6 separate regions of the Mus musculus genome follow, and all the other regions are linked to region 3. A link is a loop called in an ENCODE intact Hi-C map of the cell type or tissue named here. Cell type or tissue: heart. All regions are shown on one strand. Links, peaks and the distances in the headings refer to the core of each region. The heading gives the core; the rest is flanking DNA. Region 1 has its middle 53 kb from the start of Gm32769. Region 2 has its middle 14 kb from the start of Gm32769. Region 3 holds the start of Aldh1a2 (aldehyde dehydrogenase family 1, subfamily A2). Region 4 has its middle 24 kb from the start of Myzap. Region 5 has its middle 38 kb from the start of Polr2m. Region 6 overlaps Cgnl1 (cingulin-like 1).

What was found. Hi-C counts contacts between places; a loop is a spot of excess contacts. Peaks named below come from ENCODE experiments on the same cell type or tissue, not always from the same donor. Only the 100,000 strongest peaks of a DNase experiment are listed, where the experiment ranks them.
Region 1: a loop joins it to region 3, with 2.0 times the contacts of the local background. A loop is called at or near these places in 17 of 42 quality-filtered maps.
Region 2: a loop joins it to region 3, with 2.8 times the contacts of the local background. A loop is called at or near these places in 10 of 42 quality-filtered maps.
Region 4: it touches region 3 in a loop (6-fold over the local background); 19 of 42 quality-filtered maps call a loop at or near these places.
Region 5: it touches region 3 in a loop (6-fold over the local background); 25 of 42 quality-filtered maps call a loop at or near these places.
Region 6: a loop joins it to region 3, with 7 times the contacts of the local background. A loop is called at or near these places in 19 of 42 quality-filtered maps.

Annotation. Positions count from the first base shown.
Region 1 is chr9:71,318,211-71,323,421 of GRCm38, forward strand. No RefSeq gene overlaps it. Among named protein-coding and RNA genes, the nearest start is that of Gm32769, 53 kb to the right of the region's middle. In heart, for the core only: a CTCF peak has its summit at 2,238 (motif pointing left); DNase peaks (open chromatin) are centred at 1,761, 2,511 and 3,851; H3K27ac peaks cover 681 bases; H3K27me3 peaks cover 235 bases.
Region 2 is chr9:71,356,928-71,362,138 of GRCm38, forward strand. No RefSeq gene overlaps it. Among named protein-coding and RNA genes, the nearest start is that of Gm32769, 14 kb to the right of the region's middle. In heart, for the core only: a CTCF peak has its summit at 2,226 (motif pointing right); no DNase peak of the experiment used is centred there.
Region 3 is chr9:71,212,717-71,217,927 of GRCm38, forward strand. Aldh1a2 (aldehyde dehydrogenase family 1, subfamily A2) reads left to right here and starts at 3,073. Exons shown (of 14, transcript NM_009022.4): 1 at 3,073-3,247. The coding sequence starts at 3,131. Gm3458 (predicted gene 3458) reads right to left here and starts at 2,670. Exons shown (of 4, transcript NR_110518.1): 1 at 2,531-2,670; 2 at 1,273-1,323; 3 at 984-1,023. In heart, for the core only: a CTCF peak has its summit at 2,595 (motif pointing right); DNase peaks (open chromatin) are centred at 2,655, 3,245 and 3,805; H3K4me3 peaks cover 2,308 bases; H3K27ac peaks cover 1,247 bases; H3K27me3 peaks cover 3,208 bases.
Region 4 is chr9:71,613,379-71,618,589 of GRCm38, forward strand. No RefSeq gene overlaps it. Among named protein-coding and RNA genes, the nearest start is that of Myzap, 24 kb to the left of the region's middle. In heart, for the core only: CTCF peaks have their summits at 1,485 (motif pointing left), 3,004 (motif pointing left) and 4,193 (motif pointing left); a DNase peak (open chromatin) is centred at 3,003.
Region 5 is chr9:71,445,425-71,450,635 of GRCm38, forward strand. No RefSeq gene overlaps it. Among named protein-coding and RNA genes, the nearest start is that of Polr2m, 38 kb to the right of the region's middle. In heart, for the core only: a CTCF peak has its summit at 2,385; a DNase peak (open chromatin) is centred at 2,367; H3K27me3 peaks cover 823 bases.
Region 6 is chr9:71,622,324-71,627,534 of GRCm38, forward strand. It overlaps Cgnl1 (cingulin-like 1), which reads right to left. Exons shown (of 19, transcript NM_026599.5): 19 at 4,184-5,211. Among named protein-coding and RNA genes, the nearest start is that of Myzap, 33 kb to the left of the region's middle. In heart, for the core only: CTCF peaks have their summits at 1,747 (motif pointing left) and 2,619 (motif pointing left); no DNase peak of the experiment used is centred there; H3K27ac peaks cover 1,290 bases.

The DNA.
Region 1 (5,211 bases), core at 576-4,575, 110 kb after region 3:
ATGAGAAAAGTAGGCACATCACTAAACGGCTGGAAGGGTGGATGGCTTTGTTGCCTGGTAAATAGTAAGGACAGATGGACAAAGCTGGCTGAGGAGATGGTTCATTGAGGCACATGAGGACCCGAGCTCGATCCCTGGAATCCTTAATTTACAAAGAGAAAGAAGGCAATGCATGCTAACACAGACTTGTAATACCAGAGCTCACTTCAGCTAGCCCAGCTGAAATGGCAAGCTGTCTACAAACAAACATGCTTGAACAACGATGTTCATAGTTGTCTTCTGTGTTCTTCAAGAACTGCTCTTACTGTCAGAACACAGTGGTCTTAGAAGTAGGTAGGGCAAACCTACTTCAGAAGCTGAGTGGTGACCAGTGCCCCAATGCAATCAATGTTCAGGACCAGATTCAGTTTTAGCCCTTTAAGTCATAACAGCAAAGACATCTGGAGACTTGAACATGTGTCTCATAGTGTCCCTAAACAGGTCAATGGCCTGGTGCCTCTAGCTCTGCCTTTCTCGGCTTTGTTCTTCTGTATCTGCAGCAACATTGCTATTCTCAGATCACCCTGGGGGCAGCAATTAGACTAGAGAAGAACTTCTCCATGTAGGACACGTAGAAGCATGTCCTGGGCTGGGCTGAGTGTCTTGTTGTCTATGGTCACACTACAGGTTGAGATGAGAACGAGATCCTGGGCTGAAGTTAGCACTTTTCCTCCCAGGCCCACAAGTCTGAGCCCTACCCAAGGCCTCTAACTCTTGACTCCTTCCCAGGGAACACTAAGACCCAAGTGCCTATAAAGACTCCCCTAGAGAATTTCTATTCAAAGCAGACCAATATTTAGGGAGAAACTAGTCATTCCTTGGAGATCCCGGGTCTGCTCTGAGATTCCTCTTGTAGCATATGATTTAAAAAATAAAACAAGCCAGGCGGTGGTGGCGCACGCCTTTAATCCTAGCACTTGGGAGGCAGAGGCAGGCAGATTTCTGAGTTTGAGGCCAGCCTGGTCTACAGAGTGAGTTCCAGGACAGCCAAGGCTATACAGAGAAACCCTGTCTCAGAAAAAAAAAAAAAAAGGAAAAAACCACCCATATACTTAAAATAAATAAATACATCTTTTAAAAAATAAATAAAGAAAACAAAATGAAAATGAGGGGCTGGAGCATAGCTCGTTTGGTAAGACTGAAGACTTGTAAGCTTGAAGACTTGAGTATGATCCCTAGAAAGCTGGGCTTGGTGACGGGGCCTGTAATCCCAGCACCAGGGAGGTGGAGACAGGTGGATCCCCAGGGCTCACTGGCCAGTCAGCCTAACATACTTAGTGTGCTGCAGGCCAATTAAAGACCCTGTCTTAAACAAACAAGGTTGAGTACCTCTGAGGAATGACAGCTGAGGCTGTCCTCTGGCCTCCAAATGTACACATTCCTCACGTGCATGTGCATCAGTACACACAAAAAATCTAAAAACACATATGAAATGAAGAATACAAATTGAGCCATTACCAGATACCCTGGTGCCAGTGCCTTCCACCTGACACGCACTGTGGCTCACTTGTCTGGTTGTGTTCTCGAGGCCTGGTTTTCAGGTTACTTAACACATCGGGACCATATTTCTGACTTCTCCATAAATCTTTTGCTAGTACAACGCATAACTAGTGGGACTTCAGGCCCAATCTTTTGACTCCCAGCCCAGGGTCTTTCAACTCCAGCATGAGAAGTTAGTAAGGAATCCAGTTTGGGATATGAGGAGGCTACAAAACTGGGGACTGTTCCAAATGGAGATTTCCCATGGGCAGGACAGGGCCAAGGCAGATGGTCACTCATCGACGCAATGAACAGTTGTTGGATGCCAACAAGGCAAGCCTTGCAGATTCCTGGAGAATAAGGCAGCCTCGGTCCCACCCTCATGGAACTAATACTTTTCCAGGAAATTCAAATAATAAACACAAAATTGCACAGATAATGATTAGTGCCACAGGGTCGAGCTCAAGGTGATGCGGGGAGGTCTGGTCTAGACATGAGAAGAGCTTAGTAAAATCTGTCATCAGCTTCCCACACCAGGGCCTAGTTAGTGTTATCTACCACCCTGCCTCACCAGCGTGGAAGAAAAGAATCCAGAGAATCCTTATACCTCTCACTGAATCCTTCAGTTCAGTCTCTCAAGTTCTTTCCCAACTGGGGCTGCATCTCCTCTAGCATCAGACCTTTTGGTTAGTCTACCACAGCGCCCTCTACTGGTTAATTCTCATTCACTTAGACTATGTTTCTCTGCACTCACTCACTCACTGCAGCTTACTTTCCATTCCTGATTATTCTACCCTTCACCACCCACCCTCCACTCCCTGCTTCCACGTCCTCTGTATCCCCACTAGACTCCTGCAGCCTCAGTGCCTTCCCTTGACTGTTAGAACTGAGCCACGCTCCAGACTCCGTGATGGTCAATCCTGACTGCCAACTTTAATGGGAACTAGAGAGGGAGAGACATGGCGGAGGCTTAAGACCCGCTTACACTGCAATGCGCCCTCTTCTGGCCTCTGAGGTGAGATGAGAAGGATCTGAGGGAGACTGGATCTGACTGAGAGAGCTTCCTGGCCCCAGGCTTCAGGGAAACCTTTGTGTGACTTTCCTGAAGTGACCCCCTGACAACCTAGATCCCAGTGACTCCCTCTGCCACATGATTTGTGTGGAAGTGGGGTGCCTGTGGGATTCCTGGTGTGCTCCTTTGCTTATGAAATGGCAGGTTCTCACTTCCTCTTCTGAGTAGTGTGCTCTCTCCAGTTGTGTTTGGGAACGTTACATAACTGCCCTTTCTTCTCTTTCTCATTCCCATCTCTTCCTGTAGAACGCCTTCTGGGTGAATACAGGGCTTTCAACAAAAACTATTTGTCAAGTACCTCTGCCTTGCAGTCAGAGCTTGCTGGGCATGATTCTCTGTAGATGTGGGGCCGACAAACAAGGAGAATTCCCCTTCCTTAAAGGGTTAGGCCTCTGAAATTCCTTCCTCCTGGAGAACCTCAGGTACAGATAGATAGGTATAATAGAACTACGCTAATAAAGAGTAATTCAAAACACCGTGCTCAGCTCATTAAGGAACAGCAAAAGAGTGCCAGCTGACTCAGTTGTCCTAGCTGGCACAAACAAGTCTTGCTTCTCTCTCCTTCCCTCCTTCCTACCTAGGCAGTTTAGCCACACCCATCTTTCTCTTGGCCCCTCCTCTCTCCAGCCTCCTCTCTCTCTCTCTCTCTCTCTCTCTCTCTCTCTCTCTCTCTCTCTCTCTCTCTCTCTCTCTCTCTCCTTGTCACCATTTGTTCACCGTCACCCTCCTCTGTGCCTGGCTGAGGCTGGAAGCACGTCAGGAATTTTTAATTGGAAATACCATGAGAACTGTTATCACCACAGTTTCACCAGGGAGAGATCCAGGCCTCGGGGGCCGATGATGGGTGATTCCCTCAGGCGGGCGAAGTTTAATATCTTACCTAGGTTAACCAGGGCAGTTGGCTCTAGGAGCCAAGGCCCCGAGTGGAATGTGAGAAATGAAGTCCAGTCTGACAGGAAGGAGGGTGGGTGTGCTGAATAACCCAAAATTCCTATAAAGTCTGAAGAGGTGGGAGAAACAGACAGAGCAGGAAATCAATTAGAAGGGAAAGGAGCTGGGATTCCACCTCTCTCTCTCTCTCTCTCTCTCTCTCTCTCTCTCTCTCTCTCTCCAACTGCCCACATAAAAATGACTGTGAGGGAAAGCAGGTACCACCTGGAGCTGGGAGACAGCCCCCCAGCGCCTCCTCCTTCCCTGCCTGGAGTGGCTCAGGCCTCCCTCTGTTCTCACAGCTGTCCAGCCCTGGGTCAGATGAGCTCAGCCTCTTCTGATCTCCTCCCCTGTGAGGTCACCAGCTCCCCAAGCTCCACCGGCCTTCTCCCAGGGCTCGGGCAATTTTCCCATCTGCCAGGGCCTCAGGAACAGGGTAGGGCTAGGGGAGCCGAGGATGAAGGCTGAGGATGAGGTATGCTGGCAGCGGGTGGGCTGGCCCGGCTATCATGGAGCCATATCTGAATCAGATGGTCCTATCTTCAGCTATGGGGAGCAGAGAAGGTACAAGGTGAGAGGAAGCATCAGAGAGAGGGGCCAAGGTCTGTGATCCTCATAGTCTCACCTACCAGAACTGGAAGAGATCGGAAATCAGCCCTACTCTGCCTCCCAGGCTCTTCAGCCTGGGCCCTGGATTGGAGTTGGACAAGCAATATTCCAACTCCCTTCAAACCCATAAACTCCCAGTTTGTCTGCCTCCCACAAGAAGGCCCTGAGCAAGACTTTGAGAAAAGGATTCTACTTCTGACAAACGTAATCTAGTTCAAGCTGCTTGTGTTTATTTATGAGCAAACACAGTCCCACAAAGGTTAAGTGGTGAGTCAAAAGAATATAGCAATAACTAGGTAGTTGCACTACCTTGTCTTCATATCCTCAACTGACTTTTCTTATGACTGAAGTGAGGAAGAGGAGGAGGGGGAAGAAGAGGAGGAGGAAGAGGAAAGGAGGAGGGGAGCAGCCACAGCATGCGTCAGGCTTACTGAAGGAGAAAATTATATTTATCCTTCCTTACTACTCTCGCAGCTCAAGTTATTCAAGCAAGACTTGAGACCCAGAAGGTCGGTGTGGTTCTCAGAGGCCTAAATGACATTACGTCCTTTCAGATCTAGAGCAACACGTTTTTAAGATAAAATACCATGAATCTGTGATTGTTCCTCTCCAAGTTGTTGGGATGACAAAGTCACTTTTACTACCAAACAGATACAGCTTCCAGCTTTATAAACATAGCTACAAGAATCAGTAAATCATTAAAATAACATTTAAAAGGAAAGGAGGATAAAGAACAGAGAAAGAAAGGGAGTGAGGGAGGGAGGAAGAGAAGGGAGGAAGGAAGGAAGGAAGGAAGGAAGGAAGGAAGGAAGGAAGGAAGGAAGAAGAGAGAAGAGGGAGATAGTCATATTTGCCAACTAGAATGGGTGGTCCTCTTATTCCTGAGGACTAATTAGAAAACTTTGAGACCAAGGCAGACATTTTTTAGCTGCCCCCGTGCTATGTCAAAGGGAAACTCTGAGTTCTTACAGGGCATTTTCCTCTGAAAATTTTCTAAACAAAGACAAAAGTAATGAAGGCTACATAAAGCTATGAGGAACTATGAAAGGGGTTGTCATCTGGACAAGGAGGTGGTAGGGGTT
Region 2 (5,211 bases), core at 688-4,687, 140 kb after region 3:
ATTTCCTGTGAGCTGGGTCTTAGAGCAGGAGAAACTTGGTCTATGACTCCCATGAGTGAGCAGCACACACAGAATGAATGGGGAAAAGAGCCATGGAAGGCTGAACTAGCAACCACGTTTCCTAGCATTGGTGTTGACGGATGGGGACAAGCCAGCTGAGAAGGGTGATCCAGGCTCATGGCTCCTTTTGCTGACAAGCCATATTGAAAAGGACATTAGTCTTCTGGGTGGCTTTTCTCACCCATTCTTGTGGGCTTTTGGATGGTTTAATCACAAAAGACAGCATCTCCATGACCTGGTTGGCAGACCTCAGATAGTTATGTCTAAAGGCTGTCTTCTGCTGTGTTCCCCAGGCATCCAAGACAGGCAGGCAGGCAGGCAGGCAGGCAGGCAGGCAGGCAGGGTTTTCCATTATGTTTCCTGTTGTATAGAATTGATGGGGAAGTGTGTTGCCTCCATCCCATGTGTCACTCTGGGGACTGTGCCCACGGATGAAGTGGACCATTACAGAGGACACACCCATCCCCTTCTCATCTTTGAACTCGGCCATGTGGTGTCCAGACAACACATGTCACACCTGCATGTGGGAGAAAAGCTTTGCTACGCCCGCCTAGACACAACCAGATGTTGACTTGAGAGCCTGCTCTTTGTCTCCTCACTGGCTAGCTGCGGACATGAGGAAACAACCTTGGCAAGAATCTTACAGAGCCTTCAAGTGCCCTTTACAGCCTCCACCTTGAGGAGTAAATGATATGTGTGTTTTCACGGGTTGCTCTATCGTTATTATTATTTCTTGTTCAATTCCCCAAATAGAATCGGAAACTGTATCTCGTGGCATATTTTATCCATTTTGATTTTCCAAATCTGATTTAGCAACCACATTTCATAGCATACCAAAGAGGGAAACAGTTCTAATGAGTTTCCAGAAAAATCACCAACTCTGAGTCCAAGCGATGCAGCCTCTGTGGAGTCCCTGTTAGCCCCCATGAGCAAAGAGGGGACTTTCATCCTTGCATTGTAACTTGAAATTGGCACCTCCCAGTCCTTTCAGAATGCTGAATCAGTGTTCTCAAATAGAGGAAGTCCCAGGAGAGGTTAGATTAAGTCTCACTTTAAACGAATGGTATGGCTTTATGACTTCCCACAGTCACCCCTGAAATGAGCTTGAGAGACAGAAGCTTTCAGAGATGTAAGTCTTGTTGGTTGCATAGCACTCCTGAAACCTTTGCTGGTCTCTCGGATGGTTGTGGAATGATGAACCTATCGATCAGCCTCTTTTGTAGCTTCAAACCTGGGTAAATGATGATGAGAGGCTGTATCTCCTTTTAGTTAGGAGTGATCAGTGGTGAGAGATCTCTGTTCAGCCAAAGGGGGAAAAAAGGTCTCTAAAAAGCCCAGGGATGGTACAGGGGGATGAGGTGGTTATAGGCTCTTCTGAGGCCCCTGGGGGTTTATGGTGGCTAGCTTCCCAGACTGGTGTATCTCAGGCCACACCTGGTGGTAAGAAGTTCATTGAGAGTCTGGAGTTTGTATTTATAAAGCTCCTCTGACCTGGTTTAACTGGGTGCTAACCTGATAAAGGGCGTCACAGATAGTCACACTTGTCTTTTTTCTTACTTTTATGAACTGCTAAAAATATTTCCAAGAGTCCAAATGTAGGTAGATGCTGGGTTTTTTTTCCTCGTACAATTATGGGTGGGGATTTTCTGGGTTTTTACTTGTTTGCCCCCCCCCAACTCCCCTGACACACACACATCGTAATGAAGTGTTTCACGTGTTTTAAAATCCTTTAACAGGAGGATGTCAGCAATGACCAAACAGACCCACTCTTCCACCAAACACACTCGACTCAAACTCCATCCCAGACAAGCCCCGTTAACTTGGCAACCCATTTAACCTTTTGGAGGCTGGCTTCTTGTTTGTGAAGTGTAAGCAATAAAACAGGGCTCTGTCTGCCTGCAGAGCTTGTTAGGCACACCCAAAGAGAAGATGCACAGGAATATATTTTGTAAAATGTTGTCTGTGCGATGGCAGGTAGCAAACGGCCCAGCCAAGTGTTGACCTGGAGGGGTCATTTATGCTACAGGGGAGTCGAATGCTAATTCAATCGGCTTATCTATTTTACCCCATAGGTTAATCTGCTTAATTAATTGCTGGTTACTCTGCTAACTCCTTCATACATTCAAGGTCTCCCCACATCCTGAATCATCAGGTACTCTTTTTGACCACTAGAGGGAGCACAGCCTTTTCAATTCCCTTTTCTCCTGAGTATTGATTGTGCTGGATGGAGCCTTGGGGGTTCTCATGCCAACAGTCACTAAAGGAGATACCAAAGTCCCAGAATAACAGATAAGCTGATGGTCCTCGGTCTGTTCTTGATTTGAAAATATTAAAAGAGAAAAAAGAAAAAGTAAGAATATGAATCTCTTCTTTTTTATGAATCTCTTCTTAATTGAAGTTAAATTAAAAGATATTCATGGATGCTATATAATTATAAATGTATATATAATGTATACACATAGTTCCTAATTCCATCCACCTAGAAGGCCGACAGTTAATAGCACCCAACACACTGGTATTGAAAAGCACAGCCAATATCCACAGCTTGGTTTTTAACATCATTATTGATTTTATTTATTTTTTCTAAAGCTAGAATTTCTTTGGAAAAGTAGTTGATCCCAGGATTTGGGTGGGAGAAAACACAAGATGCGCCCTGAGCACTGTGAACTAATTGTGAAGTATGTAAGTGCCTCAAACATGTTTTAAAAGAACATTGGATCTGACTCAAAGGACCTCCCAACAGCCAAAGATAGGATAATCTGAAGAGTAAAACACGCAGTAATATTAAAAATGAAATGAATAATTGTGAACCCAACTGGTGTAATAAAAGAGGGAAGAAAAACAGCTCTTCTTGCAACATGATTCCAGTAATGAAGTCGAAGGAAACAGGAAGCAGAAATCCCTGCTAGGCATGCAACAGCTTTAACTGTTCATTGCTGGAAGAGCCATCCGAGGCTCTACGATCAGTGGGACAAGAAGGGAATGGTTGCACAGGGTCCAGGTAAGCTCCTAACAGGATGCTTCTCTGGGGACCATGCAAGCATAAGGACCTGAGCTCCAGCTTAGGCACTGTGTGGAGAAACCTAGGCGTGTGAACCAAGCTTGTAATCCCAACACAATGTAGGAGAAGGCAGAGGCAGGCAGAGCCCAGGGAACTGCTGGTCAACCAGGCTCATCAACGTGGTGACCTCCAGGCCAGTAAGAGACCCTGCCCAACAAACAAAAACAAAATGGACAGCTTTTGAAGAAAGACATTCACAATTGGCTCTTGTCCTCCACATGCACACACATACCTACATATGGGTGGACCCACAGACTATAAGTGCACACTCACACACAACTACACCCCCATACACTGACATGCAAATACATATATGTACAAAAAAGATACTTGTTAATTGTATGTGAGAAAATAGTGCCTTTATGGTGGAAAAAATTTAGATACTGCCTTCATGATGTGAACAAAATTAACATCACCAGTTATAAGACATGTCCAGATATAATTCACTAAGAGCACATGAGTGTATGGCATTGCACCAAACAGATAAAGCCTTGACCTAAACTTGAGGACTCACAAAAGTAATTTAGTTTGATAGGCGTGGTAAAAAGAATAACAAGTATTGTTCAAAGCAACTTGAGAGGCTGAGGAATTGTCACACCTAGAAGGAGCTTCAAGGGTTGGGAGATCTGACTGGAGTGCAGAATTCTAGACTCTGAGAAGGAATGCTAGTGAGAAAATTGGTGATATTTACACAGGATCTGTAGGTTATTAGGTAGTTTAATATAAACCAGTAACTAGAAAGTCCCTTGGCTTAATCATTAAACTACACTTTCAAGATGTCGGTATTAGGGAAAGCTTGGTGAACACACAGGTGCAGCATGTGACTGGAGTCCCACCGAGGTCACCACTCACTCTAATAGGTAAGCCTACGACTGCTCAGCACTTCTGTTAATAAATAATCAAAACCGTAAAACAACAACATTTCTCCTTAAAGACTTACATAGACAACTGGAACCTTTGGGGGGGGGGTAGCTCTCCCCAAAGCCTGTATCATGCACGAAAAGTCACACCTACCCCAAATTAAAGATGGCTACAGATGAAACCTTATGAATTATGAAATATTTAATGGTCAATGAAAAAGAGGAGCTGGTGGTATTGACTGGTGTGGAAAAACAAACAAACAAAAACACTCTCCTTGTGGACAAAGAAACGGAATCACAGAAGCTAACAGAATTGGCTTACTGAAGTAGACTCAGAAGACAGAGGTTCCTGTCCAGGTGTGAGAAAGATGGTGATTTCTAAACCAAGAGTTCCTGGTTGCCAGTAATGTCAGCAACTGTCTAACCGGTGGGAAGGTGCTCCAGGTTTCTTGGACAGAAGAGTCAGAAGTCCTAGGGACCCAAGCTTCAGGTCACCCTGGAATGACCACTTCTACTTGGTATCAACAGTGAAGTCACTTGGATGGCGTCCATATTTGGCAAGAAGGAGGGGCTATGACAACAGCTCTGGGAGCTGGCACTAGAGAGGGAGAAAAAGTCTGAACCCACAGGCATCTGATTAACATTTCAAAGACTTCTTTCAGAGCAGTAACAGCCTTCAGACACACAGAATGGAAGTTCAAGCTTCTTGCAAATTAAGACTGGGTATCTAAAAAAGAAAGTCCCTGTCTGTCATTCCTGTGGCCTCACAGGACACACCCTTCTCTTGTCACAAACCTTGGGGCTGGAAGTACCTAGCTGTCATTTGCCAACACCTCAACTATTTTAAATGAACCTTAACACAGAAAGGTTAGGACATCGAAGACACTAGAAAGATGTTTGGCATACAAATGAAATAGAAGGTGTACAGCTAACTCCATTAGTATGGCATCCCCGTAAGTAAAGCCTTAAGTGTATTTTCAGCCAAGTGTTTTATTGAAACCCAGTCAAACTTGTAATTGTTTATCTAAGGATGTGTTATGCCAGGCACACAGGATTAGCTATAATGACTTGCATTTTGTTTTGTTTTGTTTTGTTTGTGATGGTAGGGATCAAACCCTGGGCTTTGTGCATGCCGGGCAAGTGCTCTACCACTGAGCTACACCCCAGCCCAGCTGTGGTAGCTTTCCTAAGTCCAAGTTAGCTTCCCTGAACTGCAAAAGAAAAGAATGC
Region 3 (5,211 bases), core at 776-4,775:
TTCTGTTCCCTGCTAAATTTTGTTCCCACCTTGAAGTGAAGCTGTTAGTCCAAAGGAGGCTATAATCTTGAGTGTAAGATTTGGAGGGGTGGGCTGGTGAGATGGCTCAGCAGGTAAGAACACCCGACTGCTCTTCCGAAGGTCCTGAGTTCAAATCCCAGCAACCACATGGTGGCTCACAACCATCCGTAACGAGATCTGACTCCCTCTTCTGGAGTGTCTGAAGACAGCTACAGTGTACTTACATATAATAAATAATAAAAAAAAATCTAAAAAGAAAAAAAAGATTTGGAGGGGTTTCCAGTCTAAATACAGGAAGGAAAGCATTTGTGCAAATGCTTCAATGTAAACATGCATAGTAAAAGATGGGACAAGTAACAGAACTTACAGAGAAAATGTGCTCTGTACCCAGAGAAGGTAAGGAAGTTTCGTCTACTGGTGGGAGTAGACAGCTACAGTACTTTCGCTCATATCAGCCAATAGGAATGCTTTAATTTAGTGCCTCATGTTGTTTTTGGACCCGAGGAAGGCAGATGGGAAATAGAAGACTCTGGTCCTGTGTTGATCACTTCACTGTCTAATTACAAAGTGTTAAGGGAAAGGGGCCATGAGGGAACAATTCAAACCAGCTGTCATTGAGCACGACCTAGGAGATGACCAGAGATGCTAAGTCAAGACACACTCCCTTACCTTCCAAGATAGAACTCAGTTTATCTGCATCAAGCGTTGATAAATCCTGTGATCCACATACTGACTGGCCTTTCCAATTGCAGGTAGCAAATAAGAAATGGAAGAGTTGGGTCAAAAGTGCAAATTCTGGCTTATGCTTTCAGACACTCCTTCCAGACCATTTTCAGCCATCCGGCCCACAAGATTCCCCCTTTTCTTTCTTCCTCAAAGACTTCTAATGGCTTTTCGGTACTTCCATCATTAAGTTCCCCAGAAGCATTAAGGTTCCCACAACCTGGAGTTAACTGACTTACCAGCCTCGTTTGCTGCTCTTCCAGCTGCAGCCGATGCTCCCTGAAACATTCCCAAACAGTTCTGTTCAGCTGCTGCTGCTGCAGCAGCCTCTGCGGAGGCAGCAGTGCTCCCACCTCTACCAGTGAAGTTTCACTTCCCTAGCCACAAGCAGGGCAAAAGGTCAGCTTCCCTAGATACCCGGCCTCCCACTTAGGTGGAGCACCAAGGTCTTGTCTTTGCTCCACTTTTGAGAGCTGTCCCTCTTACAGACAGTTATCTATAGATCTACAGGAAAGGTGGTGAGCTTACCCAGGAGCAAGGCTCTTCATCTTGTCTTAAAGTGACCTCCAGCATGGTGCCCTGCTTGGAAGATGGGGAAAACACCTTTGAACAAAACAAATGAACAACAACAAAACACCTCAAACAACAACTTCGACAATAAACCAAAACAAAGAACAGCACCAAAAACTATTTTTTTTGCTGGGGTGTTTGCTCTTCCTTCACCAAACCCTGAGATCATCCTCCTCCCCAACAGACTCCTTCCCTCTCTCTCCTTCCCTCCTTCCCTCCCTCCCTCCTTCCTTCCTTCCCTCCCTCCCTCTTCCCTCCCTTCCTCTGTCCCTCCCTCCGTTCCTCCTCTGTACCCCCTTCCCCTTCCCCCCTCTCTTCCTCCCTCGCTCCTTCTCTCCTGTAAGAGAGGATGAACTTGAACTTCTAATCCTCTTGCCTCCATCCAGTGGGATGCTGGGAATTACAGGCATGCATCTCTACCCCAGTTCAAGGTGGTGCTGGCAACTAAACCCAGCGTTCTAGGCAAGCACTCTACCTACAGAGCTACCTCCCCACCATTCTTCTTATTCTTTCTCAGTCTTCTACAGCTTAAATAAAGGCGATTCTTAGGAGTATATTCGGTTATTAAGACACACTCTTTGGCCATAAACGTTCCCTGTGAATAGGAATTTTTCAACTGCCTAAATTAGGCTGTATTGTTGCTCTAGGACGACGACGTAGTGCTTGCTCGGTCACTTTAGGCAGATACCCTATAAAGAGTTCTCGGAGCCTGGAACTTGTCTCACAAATTCAATTAAGACAACAGCATTCTGTCTGCACAGAATCTAAGCACCAATCATTTACGGAATTTTAGTTAATGAACACATCTAAAGTAAGTGTTTTGTAGTGAACAACATGCAAAGAAATGATTGAGCAAGAGCGAAGCAGTTGCTTGGGAGTTGAGAGTCTTCCATAGAAAAACAGGAAGAGTCAGGTTGGATAAGGCTGTGGGATTTTCATGGGGATAGAGGCAGAAAGCCCTATAAAGAGCTATCTATATGGGCTCGTGATATTGGTCCAATGATTCTCCCACGCTATCTGGAGTGAACTGTCTAGGCTACTGATTCCTGATCAGCGCCCATCTTTACTCAACTATAAGGCTGCTTGTAAGACGAGAAGGGATGGAGATGGAAGCTCAACCCGGAGATTCTGACAGGAAGAGCAACAGAAAATCCCAAGTGTTTCCCGGTGTGGATGGGAAGAGGAAAGGAAAGGGCTGGAAGGAGACCATCAAGACCTGGAATATCCAGGCAACCCAAGGCAGATGAAGCCCACGGCCTCAGGCACAACTAGGCCGCGGGGCCGGCAGAGGGCAGCAGTTGGGCTGAGAAGCCTGGTGGGGGCCAGCGCGGCGTCGGCGGTTCCAGAAGGTTCTCCTTGGGAGTGTGGGGAGCATCTATCACCCCACCCAGCGGCCACGCGCCCCTCGCGCCACGCGGAAGGCTGAGCGAAAGCTCTTTCGGGCTGCTCGGGACCCCGGGGGAGGAGAAGAGCGAGTGTTAGGAAGGGCGCGGGGCTCGGCGGGGCCGCGGCTCGGGCGCCTCTCCTCCCGGCCGACCAGCGCTAAGGCTCGCGGGGCTGCCATCGGCCAGCGCGGTCCCGCCGAGGCTGCGCTCCGGCCGTCGAGGCCCCCCCGGGCGCGCCCGCGGGAGCGTGGGCCGCGGACTTGACCGTGCGGGCGCCGCGCGCGGCCGTATGCAAATGTCCTCCTGGGCCGGCCCCCCGCGCCTGTGGGCCGCACGTCCAATAAGAAGCGCCCCCCGCTTGACACCTGCCTATATACAGCGAGCGCGCCCCGGCCGCGCAGCGCCCCGCGCACACCCACCCGTGGCCGCCCATGACTTCCAGCGAGATCGCCATGCCGGGCGAGGTGAAGGCCGACCCCGCCGCGCTCATGGCCTCGCTGCAGCTCCTGCCGTCGCCCACGCCCAACCTCGAGATCAAGTACACCAAGGTAAAGCCGTCCGGCGGACGCTTTCTGGAAGCATCCTCTGGATCCCTTCAGAGGCCGGGGGCCCGGAGGTCGCCTGTCATCTCCGCGCCTCCGCGGGGACCGCGATGCGGGCTTCTCAAGTCCCGCCCCGGTTTAGGGAGCGTCTTGGGAGAACCGGTCCCAAACAGAAGGCAGCGCGGGGATCGCCAGCGGCGGCGGACGGTGGTGACGACCTCGGGACTGCCTGGGGAGGTGGGATTTCCCAGAGCAGACCTGGGTCTGGTTCTGGAGTCCCCTATGACTCTTTAGAGCCGGCTAGGGTCCGGTCCTAGATGTCCCTAGGGCAGAACGAGGCTTAGTTCTGGGGTCCCTTAGAGCTCAGGGCAGACCGGAGTCCGGTTGTGCGAGCCCCCAAGTTTTATCAGAGCAAATGGAGTTTGGCTCTGGGGTCCCCCAGGTCTCCTCAGAGCAGTCCGGGCTCTGGCTTGAGGAGGGTGTTCCCCTGGGTTTCCTCAGAGCCCACCGGGGTGCAGTTCTCCCTGTCCCTCGGTCTCAGAGCAGAGTGGGGTTCACCGCCAGGGTGGCATTGCGGTCCGGTGTCGCCCCGCGGTCCCTCGGGTCCGGAGGTGCGCGGCCGCGCGGGCTTATCTTCCCTCAGAGCGGAGTCGCTGAAGGGTTGTCAGGACCGGAGTCCCACAGACTTCGCGGGGACCTGGCCGAGACGCAGTAGGTCTATGCCAGGATTTCCTCGGGATTTTGTAGGCAATGGACATTTTAGAAAAAGGGAAAATAACTCAAGTCACATAAATTAGCGAGCTCACTTTTGCACTGATAAGCCTAATGATTTTTTTCCTAACGAATTCTGACATCTTAGTTTGTCAAGCACGAATTATTGTTGTTAAACTGCATTAAAAAGCAATACACGCCTGCTGCCCCATGTGACTTGATCCCCTACCACTCCACCGTTCTCAGGGAAAAAAAATCCACGGGGGAAATTTGTGAAATACATACACAAAGGGATTGAATGTTATAGCAAAAAGGCGACTGTAGCCTTTAAAGCCACACTTCTTGAGAGTTCATTTTAGAATTTTTTTTTTTAATTTGATTTTCATTCCTACCGCAAACTCTCGCCAGTTAACTGCAGCGCGCGCACACGATACAGCTGATAAGTGTTCCATCGCGGGCATTACACTATACGCGAAAAGCAGAGAAGTTAAGTTGTTCGCATGTGACAACTGTTACGGTTGAAAGAGAAATGCAAAAACATCGTTTCTGAATTTTTGTTGCATTGAGTTTCAGAATAAGGATTTGTAGGATTCGTATTTTTGAATGTGGATTTAATGTACCTGTTAGCTTTTAGATGGTGTGACAAATTTTTGAAAGCCATTTTAATGAGAGGTCGTTAATGGTTATAGCCCTCTAGGCATTGTTTGCATAACAATAGTGCCAGTGTGTGGCACATCTCCGGGTTTAGGAACAAGCCAGGGAAGCCTGCACATAAAAGTTTTGTTTTATGAGGGTCCCTAACCTCTTCAGATGCGCTTTAGAGATCTTAAAAGGCAAGATCCACACGTGATTCCGGGGGTTTGTTTTACACTTACTTTTGATCAGATTATCTTAACAGCCCCTGAAAGTCTGCAGTAGATATCTTTTTTCAGAATTTCATTTGGAAGCTCCTCCAATTCTCCTTTTCTCTAGCCACCCCCTCTCTTCTCTCTCTTGTTCTACCCCAGTAGGAAAGACAACTGATTTATAGCTAATTGGAGCCTTTAATGTCGGAGTCTTTTTAGCTCCATGAAGACTTTTATCCAGTATCCACTTTCCCACTTATTACCAAGAAAAACAATCAGAAATGAAATAATGGATTGTAACTTGATTCTTTAATTTGTGGGGAGGAGGCGCCTTATATTTTGTCTTGACAAACAACCCTCATAAATGGTGGAGTAACACACATTACAGGCGAGCTCTTTCACAAAAACTTGTAA
Region 4 (5,211 bases), core at 698-4,697, 400 kb after region 3:
TACCATCAAGTTATACTCTAGGCCAGACCTCTGTAATATGACCTCCCCAAAGGCAGCCCATCAGCAACTGAGCCTCCGCAGGGCACTGCCAAGGCAGGTCAGAAATGGTATCTTCTGGGGAGAAAGTCAAGAAGACTTGTGTTAGTTAGTAAAGGTCTCTTTTATTGTTATGGGGAAACACCATGCAAAGGCTACTTAAGAAGGACAGGGTTTCTTCTGGCTGACAGTTTGAGGGGATCCAGGCAGGAGTCGGAGCTGGCTAGTCAGGTATGTCCAGTGTCAGAAAGTAGAGAGATAGATGATGGTGCTCAGCTGTGTCTCCTTTCTGTTCAGTCTGGCTCTGCACCCATGGAATGCTGCCTCGTGCCTTTAAGATGTGTCTTGCAACTCAGTCAAACCTAGCTGCAAGCGCTATCACAGACGTGCACAAAAGTATGCTTCCAGGGTGACTGGAGAACACAGTCAAGTTAGCAATGAAGATCATCATGAGGCACGAGCAGCCCAGCATCCTGCTCCCAGACTCGAGGGAATCGGAGATTCAAATCTCTGTACACCAACCTGGTCTCGCATCTGGGCACAGGGCAGAGGCATCCTTCAGAGGGACAGGATGTTCGGGAATCAAAACCAACACTTTGGAGACTTAGAAAAATGGATCTAAGGGGAAACCAATGTTTCTTAAAGCCCTCCTTGTTTTCAGGATCTCCTCCCAACTCAGGGAAATTATATCTAGAGCCAGGCGCTTATGGTGTTTGTAGATTGCTATTTAATCCAAGTCTAAGGAAAACACTGAAGTGCACTGTGTTCTAATTACTACACACCCACTGCACTCTCACAGTGCACTAATCAACCATTTTTTTGCTAAAATTAAATAACTAGCTCTTGGCTATTTAAAAAGCAAAAACTTAAATAAGAGAAAGGTTTGACTTTAGACCAGAATTAAGTTCAAATACCAATTATGACGTTCTAGATGTTAAATTTATATAACTGGTCCAGTATAGTAGTAACACATGCCCCTAATCATAGCTAATTGAAAGCCGGAGACAGGAGGATCACAAGTTTGAGACCTACCTAGCTATACACAGCAAGTTGAAGGCTAAACCAGGCAAGTTACCAATACCTTGTCTCCATTTTTAAGATTATAAAAATGAAGAGATGAGGATACACGGCACTCAGTCAGCTCCAGACCCACCTCCACCCTCAGCTCTACAAGCAAATCATCTTGTGAATTAATTAAAAGGAAATCAGTGGTTAAGAGCACTTGTTCCTGCAGAGGATCTGGGATTCAGTTTTTGGTTTTTGTTTTGTTTTGTGGGGGTGGGGGGTGGGGGTTCAAGACAAGGTTTCTCTGTGTAGCCCTGGCTGTCCTGGAACTCACTCTGTAGACCAGGCTGGCCTCGAACTCATGGGATTCATTTCTAAGTAGCCACAAGGCAGCTCACAAGCATCAGTAACTCCAGGTCCAGGGACACAGCGCCCTCTTCTGGTCATTGTTGGTATTGCATGCACATTGTGCCTATGAATATATACCAGCAAACTACCAACAACAACAAAAAAAATCTTAAAAATGTTTTTAAATTTTCTCCCTCCTTCCCTCTTTCCTCTCTTTCCTCCTCCTCTCTACTCTCTTGCTCCACCCTGCTTCTTTCCTTTCTGCCTCCCCCTCTTCCTTCTTCTCTCCTCCCCTTCTCTTTCTCCCTCCAATCTCACTGCTTTTGAGATAAGCTCTTATTACATAGCTCAGGCTGGCCTTGAACTCATAATCATCTGCTTCAGCCTCCTGAGGACTGAGGCTATAGGCACACGTCACCTCATCCAGCAGTCTCTTTCAATAACGAGTCTATGTGAGGGAGGGAGAAACCCTGATGACTGTCGCCAGCCCGGAAGATAGGGTACACTCACATGCAATAGCAATTACCACTTCTGAAATACACTGGGAACTTTTCAAAGGGCTCGGAGTGAAACCACAAGTCATCTAGGCCCAAGGAAGCAGAGGGAGAGGACTGACCTGGGCCTCAAAGCTTGGACCATGACTCTACTCAGCATTGACTATCCACCAGACACTTGGATAGGAGGACAGACTTCCACACCTTCCCAGGATGGCCCTGGGGCAGGGAGGAGTCCTGGGTGACAGAATGGGTGTGACAGGTGCTTGGTAAACAAGACAGGAAACTGTCTTACTCAGGATGACACCTGGCTATCTGTAGTACTATGGCCTTGTGAGAGCTGGCCTCTGCTGAGACATGGTTGCCAGCAAACAGTCTCCATGACCCTGGACTAGCCTGTCTTTCTTGGACCTTATGGTTCCCTCTCCAGACTCTAACTCCCCTCACCGCATCAGTACCCAGGGCTGTTGAACCCCCACCCCATTGCCCACATAAGGCTTTGTTTATCCCAAAATACCTAGTAGTAAACAATGTGTGAGTGTAAAATAGCTGCCAGCAACTATAGTCAACTAACAAACCCCTCCCCCAATCCAAGACCATCGCTGCCTTCCCAAGCCGCTAAAGCCAGTTATTTCCCCTTTCCTTATTTAAGGAAATAGGGCTAGGCTGTTCCTATCTGTCCCTAGCTGCTTCCTACATGGAAGAAGAACCCACCCTCACCTGGATTCAGCTTTCTGTTACTAAGGAAATTTGCCCATCACTTCCAAATTTGTCCCAATCTATCAGGAGTAGAGTGTCCTGTCAGTTTTACATCCGTGACCTTTCTGTGTGACCTTAGAAGCTATCAGATCTGCCCTCTTCCTACCGGCGGGGCTTATAGAAAGTTCTAGGGACCTGATAGAGGGCGTTTGGATTGGAAGTGAAAGAAGATATCTACAGAAAGCACAAGAGTCAACCCCCCAGTAGCTTCCATCCACACTGCCCCTTGGATTCTGGGAAGCCTAATGTTGTGGTTGATTGGCCATGATTGATATGAAAGACCTAAAGCAGAAACAACTTTAAGTCTTTCTGTTTCTGCGGTGTTCACCCTGGGGTAACTGCTGTGCTCTCTGCTGCCACCCAGTGGCTGTATTGACAAAGACCAGATGGGAAATTTAATCTGGAGGCTCTTAACAATGGGGCCTGGGACCAACAACAGCCGGTCTTAAATCCTCAAGGTTATTCTGAAGCACATTCAAGTTTTCGGAGCAGTCAAAGGGGCTTTCTGACAAGCTTCATTACCCAAGTTCAATCCCCAGGACCCAAATAGGGGAAGGAGAGAACTCACTGCTGCAAGGTGTCCTGGACCTCCACATAAGGAAGCTGGCACATGCAACTACACATATGCAATCAATCAATCAATCAATCAGTCAATCAATCAATCAATCAATCAATGTGATTTTTAAACATTAAAAATATAAAAAGAACTAAAACTCTCCAGTTGTGTTAAATTTTTTTTCAATCTCCTTCTCAGGGAAGATGAAGCCTGGAAATGGTATTTAAGCTCCTCAAAAATTATGGTGCCAGGAGCCGGGGAGATGGCTCTGTGAAGCCCTTGGAGGAGAAGCAGAAGGACCGAGCTCTGATCCCAAGAGCCCACATAAAAAGCTAGGCACTGCCGCACATATGTGCACCTCTGGCCTCTCTGTAGGCACGCATACCACCTACACGCTGTACACACACACAACACGGCTCCAAATCTTTTCCAACTGCATCTTCAGTCAGTCTCCATTTATCCTGGGCTCTAACTCAGTTGAGGTCCAAATATCACCCCTGTTTTCGCATTTCTAAAGATGCGTTCACTGGGAAGGTGATTACTACAAAATAAAAGGCTCCAAGACTTCACCTATTTCCAGGTCCCCTCAGACACCACCCAGGAAGCCTTCTCCTATTGATTGCTGTGGCAGATATGGTCATTTACATTTTGAACCTCACACTTCGTTTTTCTGTGAATCAAAACTTAATTTTTACTTAATAATGAGTTCTTAGTGGGCTTTTTTGACCCACCAAAGCTCATTGTCTGAGCCCTCTTTGTCCCAGCATTGGCTGGTGCAAAGCAAGCACACAGAACATTCTCTTTAAAGGAACTATCAAAATTGGGGTTCATGGCAAACTCCGGGATCAGAATCATTAGAACAGAAGCGAACAGAGGAGCACGAAGTGACCCTGGCAAAAGAAACCTTGGTGTGGTCTTCTTGGGACTCTGCCACTGATGGGTAGGGCCATTTTCACACCGGTGGGCCAGAAGAGGCCATCAGCTCCCCCTGCTGGCTACTGTATGTGTTACACCAAGACTCTACAGGTAACTGGAAAAAGCCTTCCACTGCCTTCTGCTTCCTAAGGACCCCACAAGGAACCCTGTAGCCTGCAGAAAACGTGAGGGCCACAGTCGCCACTGATACTTAATAGCTACAGATGCTGTCTCTCACGGTCTACACGGCTTTGGTTCAAACCTGTGGTCATCCCAGGAAGATGAGGCCAACACTGTGAAATAGCTCTTATCCCAGCCACTCACCCCCTTGGGTCCCGCCCTCAGTGCTTTTTCTGGCTGGAGTTTCTCTGGTTTCAACCCACCCACCGTGGACTGTTTGGGTAGAGAAATCCCAAGTCTCATGTGAGAGTCCGGACCAGAGGGGGACTTAAAACTACCGAGAGACTGTGCTAGGTAGTTCATGTCAACTTGATGCAAACTAGAGACATCTGAGAGGAGGGGAGTTGAATTAAGAAATGGTCTTCATAAGATCAGGCTGTAGGCAAGCCTGTAGGGTGCTTTCTTAATTAGTGATTAATGTGGGGAGGTGGTCCTGGGTTCTATAAAAAAGCAGGCTGAACAAGCCAAGCCAAGCAGCCCAGTAATTGGCACTCCCATGGGCTCTGCATCAGCTCCTACCTCCAGGTTCCTGCCCCATTTGAGTTTCTGCCCTGACTTCCTCTTCCTCCTGAGTTGATTTTTTGGTCCTAGTAACCTAAGACTCGGCGGGTGAGCAAGAGATCCAGAGCTCCCAAAACGAAACAGGAGACCTGAAGCTGGTTGTCAAAAGAGGGGGAGGTAAGTAGAAAAGACAGTTCACCTAGTGTCTTGGGTTCACATATGGGGATTTGGCCTTTGCAGGACTGGGCCTCTTGCAAACCTCCTCACCCCTCTTAGAAGTGCTCCTTTTGTGTTGCTGGTGTTACAGTCACTGGAAAAGAAAACCTTCATGAGCAAACTTACTTCGGGGCCACCTCACTGGCACATGAGTCCTGGGGCCTAGTTACAGTTCTTTTGGTTCCAGGGCAGGTGGGACTC
Region 5 (5,211 bases), core at 471-4,470, 230 kb after region 3:
CCAGTCCTCCCTGACCCCATCCCTGCCCACCCCAACCCCTGGGCTCCATGAATTGCTCAGAGTCCCACCGGCACCACGGCCTTGCCCCAAGAAATCTTCTTACTTCTGACTGCTGTAGAAAAAGACAGAACACTGTGAGCCCATGGGGTCTCTGAGGAATTCAGGCTCTCCTCTTTGCTAGACAGGACCCCCTGGAGAAGCATCCTTACCAGCTCTAGGACTGAGAGAAGACAAGAGGGCTAACTTTTAAGGGCACATGGAAGAACTTGGTCATCAAGGCACATTGGACTCAATGCAGCATAGGTACTAATGAACAGAACTGGAGCCAGAATGAGCAGTCCTGATTGTTCTGAGTCCTCAGAGCTGTGCTCTGAATTTCATGGACGATCGTTCACATGCCAGTATGGCTTGTGGCACTGGTTCTTCGTTTGCTTGGCTCAGCATGAAGGTTTTGCGGTGAATTCGGTTTTAAAAAGCTATTAGAATACCTATTTCAATGACTAAGATCTTCAGGGACTCGCATCTGGAAGTGGCAAAGCGTATTAGTTTGCCTCAAAAGGGGGAAAAAAAGTGCCCCAAGACATGGGATTTTCACTACTTAAAGCTGAGACAGTCCAGGGCAATCTGGAATGGATGGTCCCTCGCATTCTCTTTCTCTTTGCATAGGACTGACAGAGACCCAGTGGTGAATAAACATGTTCAGCAAATTGGCTATGCATCCTGCAAGCCTGGAAACCATCTATATCCCTGAAACTGTTAGGGGGGCATAGGTAGATCTGGAAAATGGAAGCAGTTTCTCTGAGATGGTAGCTTCTTGTTCTGGGCAGACATGGGAAGGAAAAACGGCTGGAAGGCACAGATCTGGCTTGTAAACTGTATCAATAGGGCAGATGGGGCACCCGGCAGCTCTATAAAACACCAAGCCATCTTCTGTTTAGGGACTCAAACCTTCAGGCCTGTCCCCTTCTGAGTGGCAGAGCCATTGCTTTCTCTTTCTCTCTTGGTCTTCTGTCTTTCCCAGCATTCAGTTCTTTGTCCGTGCTAAGGACAATATCCCAAGAATCACAGACAACTACCAATAGCCCTTGTCACATTTCCCTCTAGCCAAAACCATTGTTCAAGGGATGTCAGGAAAACGTTGTACACTGATCTCCATGGGGAACTGGAGGACAAGAAACGTGACAAATGTAAAGCCCAAATTACAGTAAAAGTATATGTTATTGGTGACAAAAGAGTGTGTAATCAGTGATACCCCACATCTCAGCAAAGCTATGCTAGCCTGCAGGCAGCCAGGACAAGGGCAGGAGAGAGAGTCACCTGACATAGGAACTGCGGTGCTCCAGCTCTGGATAGATGGCCATGTTACACCATTACTGGGCTCCGGACTCACGCCAGCAGTTATTCTAACAAGAAAATTCTCCCTTATTCTTTGACCTCATCATGGCTGTCTGTGGTAGCAATCAGAGGGTTAATTGAATACAATCGGAGATAGATTTGAGGAGACAGCAGTATATTAAATTAGGAGGAAGCATTCCCACGGTTTTGATTTACTTTTACAGGAAGAAGCAAAATATTGGACATCTTCTATTATTTCACTCTTGCCTGGAGGGTAAATGAGAGATAAACTTGCAGAAAATTCTAAAAAGGCTGCCTTAATCCCCAGAGACTCTGGGATGATGTTTTCATTTACAGACAATAAGAGGTCAGTCTTTAAATGCAGACGGGCACACCTTGGCAACTTTCTCAAGAATCTCCAGGTAGAACTTGCTATTTTAATCCTGAGATTTGCAAGAGAATTGCAAAGAGCAAATGCATTTTACTTTTTTTTTTTTAAATAGGAAAGTTGTTTTTAAACTTCTCTGTTCTCTCCATGGTCCAGCTTGACTACTGATGTCTACTGAGAGATAGTGAAACAGTAAAGAAAGCTCTAGGCTCTCTGAGAAAGAGGTCTGATAGGGAATGAAGACCCTCGGTGGGCACTGGATGGATGCTTCAGCGAGCGTTTCCACTTTCATGGAGCTGAGGCTGGTGCGGAAGACTCACCGTGGCAGCCTGGATCAAACTAAAGGCTGCAGCAAACATAGGACCGGTGATAGCCAGCCACAGAGTTCTCCAGAAATGGGGCAAAAGTTTTTATGGGTGCTGATTACAGGCCGGTAAGCTATATCACAATAGCTCTTCCCACTCAGCATCAGAAACCCCATTGTACAGGTGAGAAAACTATAAGCCACAAGTGTCCTCTGGCTTGTCTGAAGCAATAAGGGGCTGAACAAGAATGAGAGGGGAAGGGCCAGCTGGGTTCTGTGCTCCAGGGCCCTTTTCCTATTTACTGTTCCCAAGAGAGCAATGCCAGTAGATACAAACCAAGTTCGCCCCCATCTGACGAACCTAGGAAATGCACTGGCTCCGCTTTCCAGGAGTTCCTTAGGGATCTACAGAAGAAAATGAGACAATTGCTAAGGAATTTAAACTGTGGGGTAAAATCATCTCTTCTAAGTTGTTATTTATTTAATGACAGAGATAAATAAATGTCACTAAAAATGGTAGCCTATGCATTGCTAACCTTTGGGAAGACCCAAGTCCTTTGGCAAATTATATGTGGAATATTGAAAGATTACAGAGGTCAATTTTCCTTCACCCTCAATCCCTTCTCCCTGTGACAGTTTTAAAAAGTTACATTCATCAATTTTATCATTTAGACACACATTTCGATCCTGGTCTCCTGTGCAGGCTCTGTCTGAGCACACTTCTCTATAAGCAAGCTTCTCTCTGCCGATGGACCCCGATTGGTGGAGCCTGACTCCCTTCCACATTTACAGCGTGTTTATAGACCTTAGAAGCCATCAACCTAAATTGAAAACTGTTTTTCGAGGTCTAGCATGCTGTGGGCCTTCTTCTGAATTCATTTGGGAAGGACTTGGGTCTTCCCAAAGGTTAACTTAAATAAAAGGGAAGTTGGGATAGACGAGTAAGGGATTTTACTTGTTTGGTTTGGTTTTGAATCCTAGTATAAGGTGCATCTGTTGACCAATGAGGTCTAGAACAGAGAATGTTCGCTTCTGTAAGCCATTAGCTTTTGCTTTATTCCAGAAAGTTGTGTTCCAGGGCTGGTGATGATGTACTTCTTTTGACAGAGTGTTTGCCTGGTACTCACTTAGCCCTGAGTCCCATCCCCAGTACCGCATAAACCCGGCGTGCTACTGCTTATCTGTAATCCTAGCACTCAGAAGGTGGAAACACAAGAGCCAAGAGTTAGAGGTCGTCCTCAACTATATACAGAGTTGGAAGCTGGCCGGGGCTACATGAGACCCTGTCAGAAAGATAGAATAAGAAGAAGAGAGAAAAAAGAAGAAAGGAAAGGAAAGGAGAGGGGAGGGGAGGGGAGGGGAGGGGAGGAGAAGAGAAGAGAAGAGAAGAGAAGAGAAGAGAAGAGAAGAGAAGAGAAGAGAAGAGAAGAGAAGAGAAGAGAAGAGAAGAGAAGAAAAGAGGAAAGAAAAGGCCAGACACACACACACACACACACACACACACACACAGAGAGAGAGAGAGAGAGAGAGAGAGAGAGAGAGAGAGAGAGATTTAGCTGAGTTCCAAAAGACTACACAGAATAAATAGTGGACTTGGTGTGTGGTTGGTTTTAGATAATTTCTTGATGATACAGGTACATGGTATACATTTCAAAAGAGAAAAAAAGACATTACAGTGCAAATCATGTCCTTCTACCCTGGACCTGGGCCACCTATTTCATCAGCCCTGATGCAGCCTTCTCAGCTTTGTCCTTTGGGCTGTTTTCCATGCTTCCCCACAGCGCTCCATTTCAGTTCTTCATCATGGAGAATGGTGTGCAGCCTGCTTTACACATCCTCCATCCCAGCCACACATCTCAGAGGGCCTCCTGTCCATACACAGAGTCGAAACAAGCAGGGCCAGTGCCTTGCACCTCCGAGAGCACCCCGAAATGTCATGAACCTTTGAAGTAGTTGCCAGATGATTGTTCATTCTTGGGAGTAAAAGATCTTTTTTCTCCTTGGAGGTACCACCAACCCATGTCTGGAAATGCTCTGGGAATTTTCTCCTCTTGCAGCTTCTAATCTTAGCCTCCTTTATGAGACTGGCTGACACATTTCACTTGTGTACACCTCAATTTAATTTTCTTCTTCAGTGAACTTAAGAACAAAGCATCTTGATTTGAGTTTAGTTCCAAGGAGACTTTGACAAGGCTTAATTTAAAAGCAGACAGCACTCTCCTGGAGTGACACAGGTGTGTGGAGGAAGGGTGAGCAGGGTGCAGATCTGGGGACTTAGAATGCAGAACCCAGCACAGGTCTAACCCCTGAGCTCCTAACATGCCCATTTTGGCTCCTTTAAACTGTTTAGTAAGTCTATATTACAACATGTACGCACATATATGTTTGTGTGTGTTCGTTAAGTGTCCATGTATATGCATTTGCATGCATGCAAAGGCTAGAGAACAACTTCAGCTGTCATTCCTTAGGTCTACTTTGAGATAGGACCTTCATTGGCCAGGCACTCAATGTGACCCTTTGGAATTAGGCCCAGCCTAATGGAATAGCCTCCCTTCAGATAGCAATATGGACCACCCTCTTTAAGAATGGGCATTCTAAGGAAATACGTGTGTGTGTGTGTGTGTGTGTGTGTGTGTGTGTGTGTGTGTGCATCTGTGTGCATCTGTGTGCATCTGTGTGCATCTGTGTGGAGACAGAAATTGGTGTTGGGTGTGACTCTTCATGTTACTGTTTTGAAGCAGGGTCTCTCACTGAACCTGGAGTTCACAAATTTGGCTAGACTGCCAGGCCCAAAATCCCTAGTGATCCTCCTGCCCCCTGGTGCTGGGATTATGTGCACATACTGCCACAGCATGCTTTGTGTGGATTCTAGAGCTCCAACTCAAAGTCACTTGCTCCTGTGACAAACCATCTCCTCAGCCTTGAGCTTCATTTTTAAATCCACTCAGAACCAGGAAAACTTGATGATCCCTAGGAAGTAGGTAGGCACTCTACCCATAGAGTCTCAGTTTCTTTAGTCTCAGAGTGGAGGGGGTGAACCTGATATCCGTTCTTTTCCCTGTCAAGGTTCCTGACATGGCGGGCAGCAGACATTGGTTGCAGAGAATTGAAGCAAGCAACAACCTTGCCTGGAGGTCCCCTGGGTTAAATGCATGCAGCGTTCCCACGAAACAGAGTCAAATGC
Region 6 (5,211 bases), core at 607-4,606, 410 kb after region 3:
AGAGGGGTTGATTTATTTCCTCTACAACCCAATTTCAAGAAGTGAATGATGTTTAGCCAGCTATCCATGTATAAGTCAGGAGTTATGGGGTGTACTCTATTCTTGTATCAAAGAAGGCTTCAAGTTTCTCCTGCTCTCCAAGCCCATTTCTAGGAAGCAAGCCTGACCTAGACAAGCCACACAGGACACAATCAGTAAGAAGGGCTGGTGGCATGCAGGTGACAGGAAGGGGATCTGCAGAGAGGAGGAGGGCAGGCTGTCTGCCTTACACTCAAAGGTCTTAGGCTCCAGATACAGACTTCCATTGAGAGGCCAGGGGCTAGAGGTCTCAGCAAACCACCCAGCCTCTGTGCCTAGGAAAATCAGCAGCACCTACTAGGGAAGAGCAACGCCAAGAACAGAGGCCCTGCTGGTGCAAGGCCTGCCTGGTGCAAGGCCTACCCGGTGCAAGGCCCTGCTAGGCTGGCAAGAACAATGGACCAGTATGATTTCACTGTGTGCTTGCTGATGACCTTGGGCAAATCTCTCTGTACTTGTTCCCAGGCACTTGAAAGGGAATTTAGGCTTTGTCTAACTGCAATCTTTGCAGTTAAGAGAGGAGTTTATAAATAAAGAATTATCCCCCAGGTCATGTGGCTCACGGGTAGAGCACTTGCCTACCATGTCAGCCTACCATACATGAGATCTTGGCTTCGATCAAATGTCATAGAATGACTGGACATGGTGTCACATATCTATAATCCTAGCACCTGGGAGCTGGAGGCAGGAGGATCAGGAGTTCAAGGCCATCCTCGGCTGCATGAGACCCTGACTGGGAAAAAAAAAATTTTTTTTTTACATTATTCTCACTACCTCAAAATACTATCAGGCAAAGTTGATCAGACTGTGCAGTTCTGAGGTGGTGCCTCCTGCTTTGTGAATCATGGGAGAGGGTCACCTGTCACCTCCCCAGATTGTGCACACAATGCTTACTTCCTAGTCCACAGCATGCTACACTGAGGCCACACTGAGGTCAGAATCCTGTCCACGGGTGGAGTCTCACTTCCCCTGGGAAAGGCTGGGCTCAGAGGCAACGTCTCCCAAGATGAGCTGCCACAGCCACACCAAAGTCCTCATGTGTTCTCTATGCCCTGCAGCATTCAGCTAGCCTGGACACAGGTCGATCCTTGTGAGTCCATCCAGAGAGCCAGGCTGCCACCCTCCCCTCTCCCAGGACTACTCCCCCAGCTTAGCAGAGACTCTGCAGCCCACTCCCTGCAGGGAAAGGTTTCACTGTGAGCTCACTTGACTCTGTGATCTGTGAGGACTGTCTGTGTGCTGGCTTCAATTTGCAAGTGCAGTTGTGAATTTCAGGCTGTCACAATCTGCTCACTGTCTGATGACAGTTACTCTGGTGACAACACTGTTAGGTTTTTCACCACAAAGCATTCTTTGAGGCAGAGGGAGTGAGTAAATTCTGCAAGAACCACCCATCCTTGGGGACTTGCTGATGTTGCCTAAATGCCATCAGTGAGACAATATAGGGCCCAGTGACCGCCCAGAGTGGCCCTGCTACCTGGTTCAGACTCAGAGAAGTCAGGATTAGGGCTTCAGCAGGGAATATCCCAGTGGGACAGAGTTCTGAAGATCACAGCTGCCAACTTCTTGGATCACCAGTTAGAAGAAGCTAAAGGAAAGGGTGGTGGGGAGTGTGTGTGTACAGAAGTTCACTGTGATCTCTGTCGACCCCTAGTGGCTCTACTAAGTGGAAGCAGGCAGGCAGCAGAAGTGAGAACCTACAGGTACAGGGGTGGAATGCAGGTGGATTGGAAGGCAGTGGGAGCCCAGCTCAGGAATGACATGAATGGCCTGGGTCTTCTTGGGCGTGTGACTTTGGTGGGATGAGCAGAGAGTGTATTCCAGAGCCTGACCCGGATTTAGTCCTAAGTGTCCATATCCTGCCCTGTGCCTCTGGCAAGGTTATGTGTGCCTCTGTCTAGGTCACCACACTCGCCCACCAGGACACACTCCAAGGTGGTTGTGAGTCTGCACACCATGTGTGGAGCATGGCAAGTAAGCCAGGGATACACTGGTCCCTGCACAGCACACAGACTAGAGAATGGAGGGCTGAAGCAGAAGGAGAAACAGACAACCAACATGACATCACCACAACAAACAGCTTTATGTCTAACTCCTAGCTCCACCACTCTTGTTGTTGTTGTTATTGTTGTTGTTTTTGTTTGTTGTTCTCTGTGTTGCCCTGGCTGTCCTGGAACTCACTCTGTAGACCAGGTTTGCCTTGATCAGCCTGTCTCTGCCTCCAGAGTGTTGGGATTATTTTTTTAAAAAGATTTATTTACTTATTATATGTAAGTGCACTGTAGCTGTCTTCAGACACCCCAGAAGAGGGCATCTGATTTCATTACAGATGGTCATGAGCCACCATGTGGTTGTTGGGATTTGAACTCAGGACCTCTGGAAGAGCAGCCAGTGCTCTTAACCAGCCCCCAGAGTGCTCTCCGGCTCCCAGAGTGCTGGGATTAAAGGTATAAACCCACGCCACCCTGCTCTTCACAAATTTTCATTTCATTATAAGCTGCCAGGGTCCCCAGACTGCTTAACGCTGTCGCCTGCCCCCTGCTGGCGGGTTCTATAGGTGCACTAGCTGCTTCCTCCAAGGGCACCCAGAAGCAAAATGTACAACGTGCCAAGGTTCCTGCCTTGTCTGTACCGTTCTCCTGAAAGGGCTGTGTTTATTCAGGAAAACCCTGGGCATTCTGGCAGGTTTGTTGACCCTCTATGGTGAGACCTAGCTGACAAGAGTCTGCCTGTGGGACCCTTGTACCCTCCTTGCATACAGTAGCTGGTGTGCCGAATGACTTTCAGAACATATTCATCTTTATAAACCCAGAACACACATTTGTGTCCCGCCTCTCCTCTCATTACTGTTGCTTTATGGAGACTTAGGCCAAGTCTTGGGTCAACAAACAGAAAAGTTAGTGTTTAACAGGTCCGAGAACAAGGGCCAGGTGTGTTGACTCTTCTGGAAGGCCAGACATTTCTGGATTGGGAACTCTTAAGCCCCTAAAAAGAACTTGCTTTTAGCTGGGTTTTTGTTTTGTTTTAATTAGAAGGGCAAATTCTAATGAGTTGTGTAAGAGTCAGGATTATGAGTATTATCCATGAGGTCAAGGGTGGAATGTCAAGAATGTGATGGGAAGGCAAGTCCTGGGGAGGACTTGGGTTTGGGGTTTTGTTGTTTTGGCTTTTTTTTTTCCTCCCTTCACTCTGGGCTTCCTGAGCCTGTTCCTCCCGACAGCTCAGGACCAGGAGCCACACAGAATATTACTCCCAGCCAGGGGATCCTGAGAAGAGACCTACATCAGTCTGGTAGTTTGCTGGGGGGGCGGGGGGGGGGGCGGCATGCTTACATACATGGAGGGGACAGGAAATGGGACCAGATGTGACTTAACGCAAGCAGTGGTAGAAAATTCAGGAAGGACTCTGAGGGATCTGGAGAGCCATGGCTACCAACATATGGGCTCCCCAAGTCCCAGGGAGCACACCCAAGATTGCTGCACCCAAGAGAAATGCCCAGATTCCACATGCACTCAGGTCAAACCAGTCATCTTTGGAAGCTGGGGTGTGGAGATCAGCTCCCTGAAGTGGAGAACAGAGGGGACACGGTGGTCTAGGGAGAAGTGGCCCCAGCTCCATGGGAAATGGCGACTGTAGGGAGCCTGTTAGGAGAGCGACAGAGCACACAACTGTGCTTGCAGAGGAGGCAGCCAACCTTAGGAAACAGGGATCTGATTCTCAGTTGTCAAGCTGGAGTAACTTCCCTTTGTGATTTTGGAATGAACCAGCTGGGACTCAGCACATCAAGGCCATGGCTAACATTTCATCAGCATTCACTGCTCACCACCCCATAGTCTCTCAGAGTGGCCCTGGGCAACCCCTGTAGCTCCCAGCATATACATTGGCGCTTTCTTTTTGCTTGGACCTCACTAATTCCACATAACTGGCGGGCCACCAAGCTCCCCAAATCCCCGTCTCCACCTCCCCAGGAATTACAGGAGTGCGCCACTACACTTGCCTCTTGGGTGTGGGTTCTGGGGATTGAATGGGTCCTCATGCTTGCACAGTAACACAGCATCCAAACTGGACAGAAATCAAAAGATAGAAAATAATACAAGAGCCAGGATTCCTGTCAAGTGACAGTTTATTGAAAGGAAACCTTGCTTTATCCATGAAGTCATTCCCATGGAGGTAGCTGTGATAAAAAATGTCTCTTCCCCATGACAACGCATAGTAACCAATCCCTACTAAAAGACCCACCAGAATATTCCAACTGTCATGGTGGAATGACACTCCAGAGCAGGAAAAACAAATTTATAAAAGCCATACAGTGATTGTCTTCTCAACATTGCACTTGGCAACATGTATGTTTTTACAGGAGATATTTTTAAGCTAGCTAAAGAAAACGCTCTTGAGCAGGATTAGTTCTTAAAGGAATAAACAGAAAAACATGTATATATAAGAAGACCAAGGGATGCTCAACAGATTCGAGCTGAGAAGGACCTGGAGTCCTAATCGCCACCTTGTCCCAGGATGCACCTGTCAGGATCACAGGGAAGAGATGAGGCTGGGACTTACAAACCTCGTTCTAAACCTCATTCCAGTGTCGCGTCACTCACTGACTATACTGCACACACCGGCTCGCTGCCCACTCCATTACAGCACAGGAGACATGCCCTCATCTCGTTTAGCCTCCTCTGGTGTGTGTGTGTGTGGTGGGGTGAGGGACTCTACAAGTGTTTCCAGTGGTGGCCTCTGCTCTCCCTTCCACGAGCTATCTTCCTTCATATAGTTAGCCCCATGGCTACCAGAAGGAACTGACTGGAATAAGGGCTGGCTAATTTTTGTCAAACCACAAAACAAACACCCTTCCTCGGGGTCTTGATTTTTGTCACCTGAATCTCTGGGATGAGCAGGCTGAGACATTTCTAGGCTGAGTACAAATATCGAATGATGACATGAGAAGATTCTAGGAGCTAAAGAATTCCTGTGTGTTCTGGGGAACCAGCCAACCAATCGCAGGCCATCACATTCCCAAGAGGACAGAGGTTCTCCGAGGCTGAGTATAGAGAGGTTCAGGCTGCATCACACTCTCCTGGATGGTTACAGGAGGGCAGGGTTGGTTGGGTTTTTTTGAGACGGGGCCTCCTATAT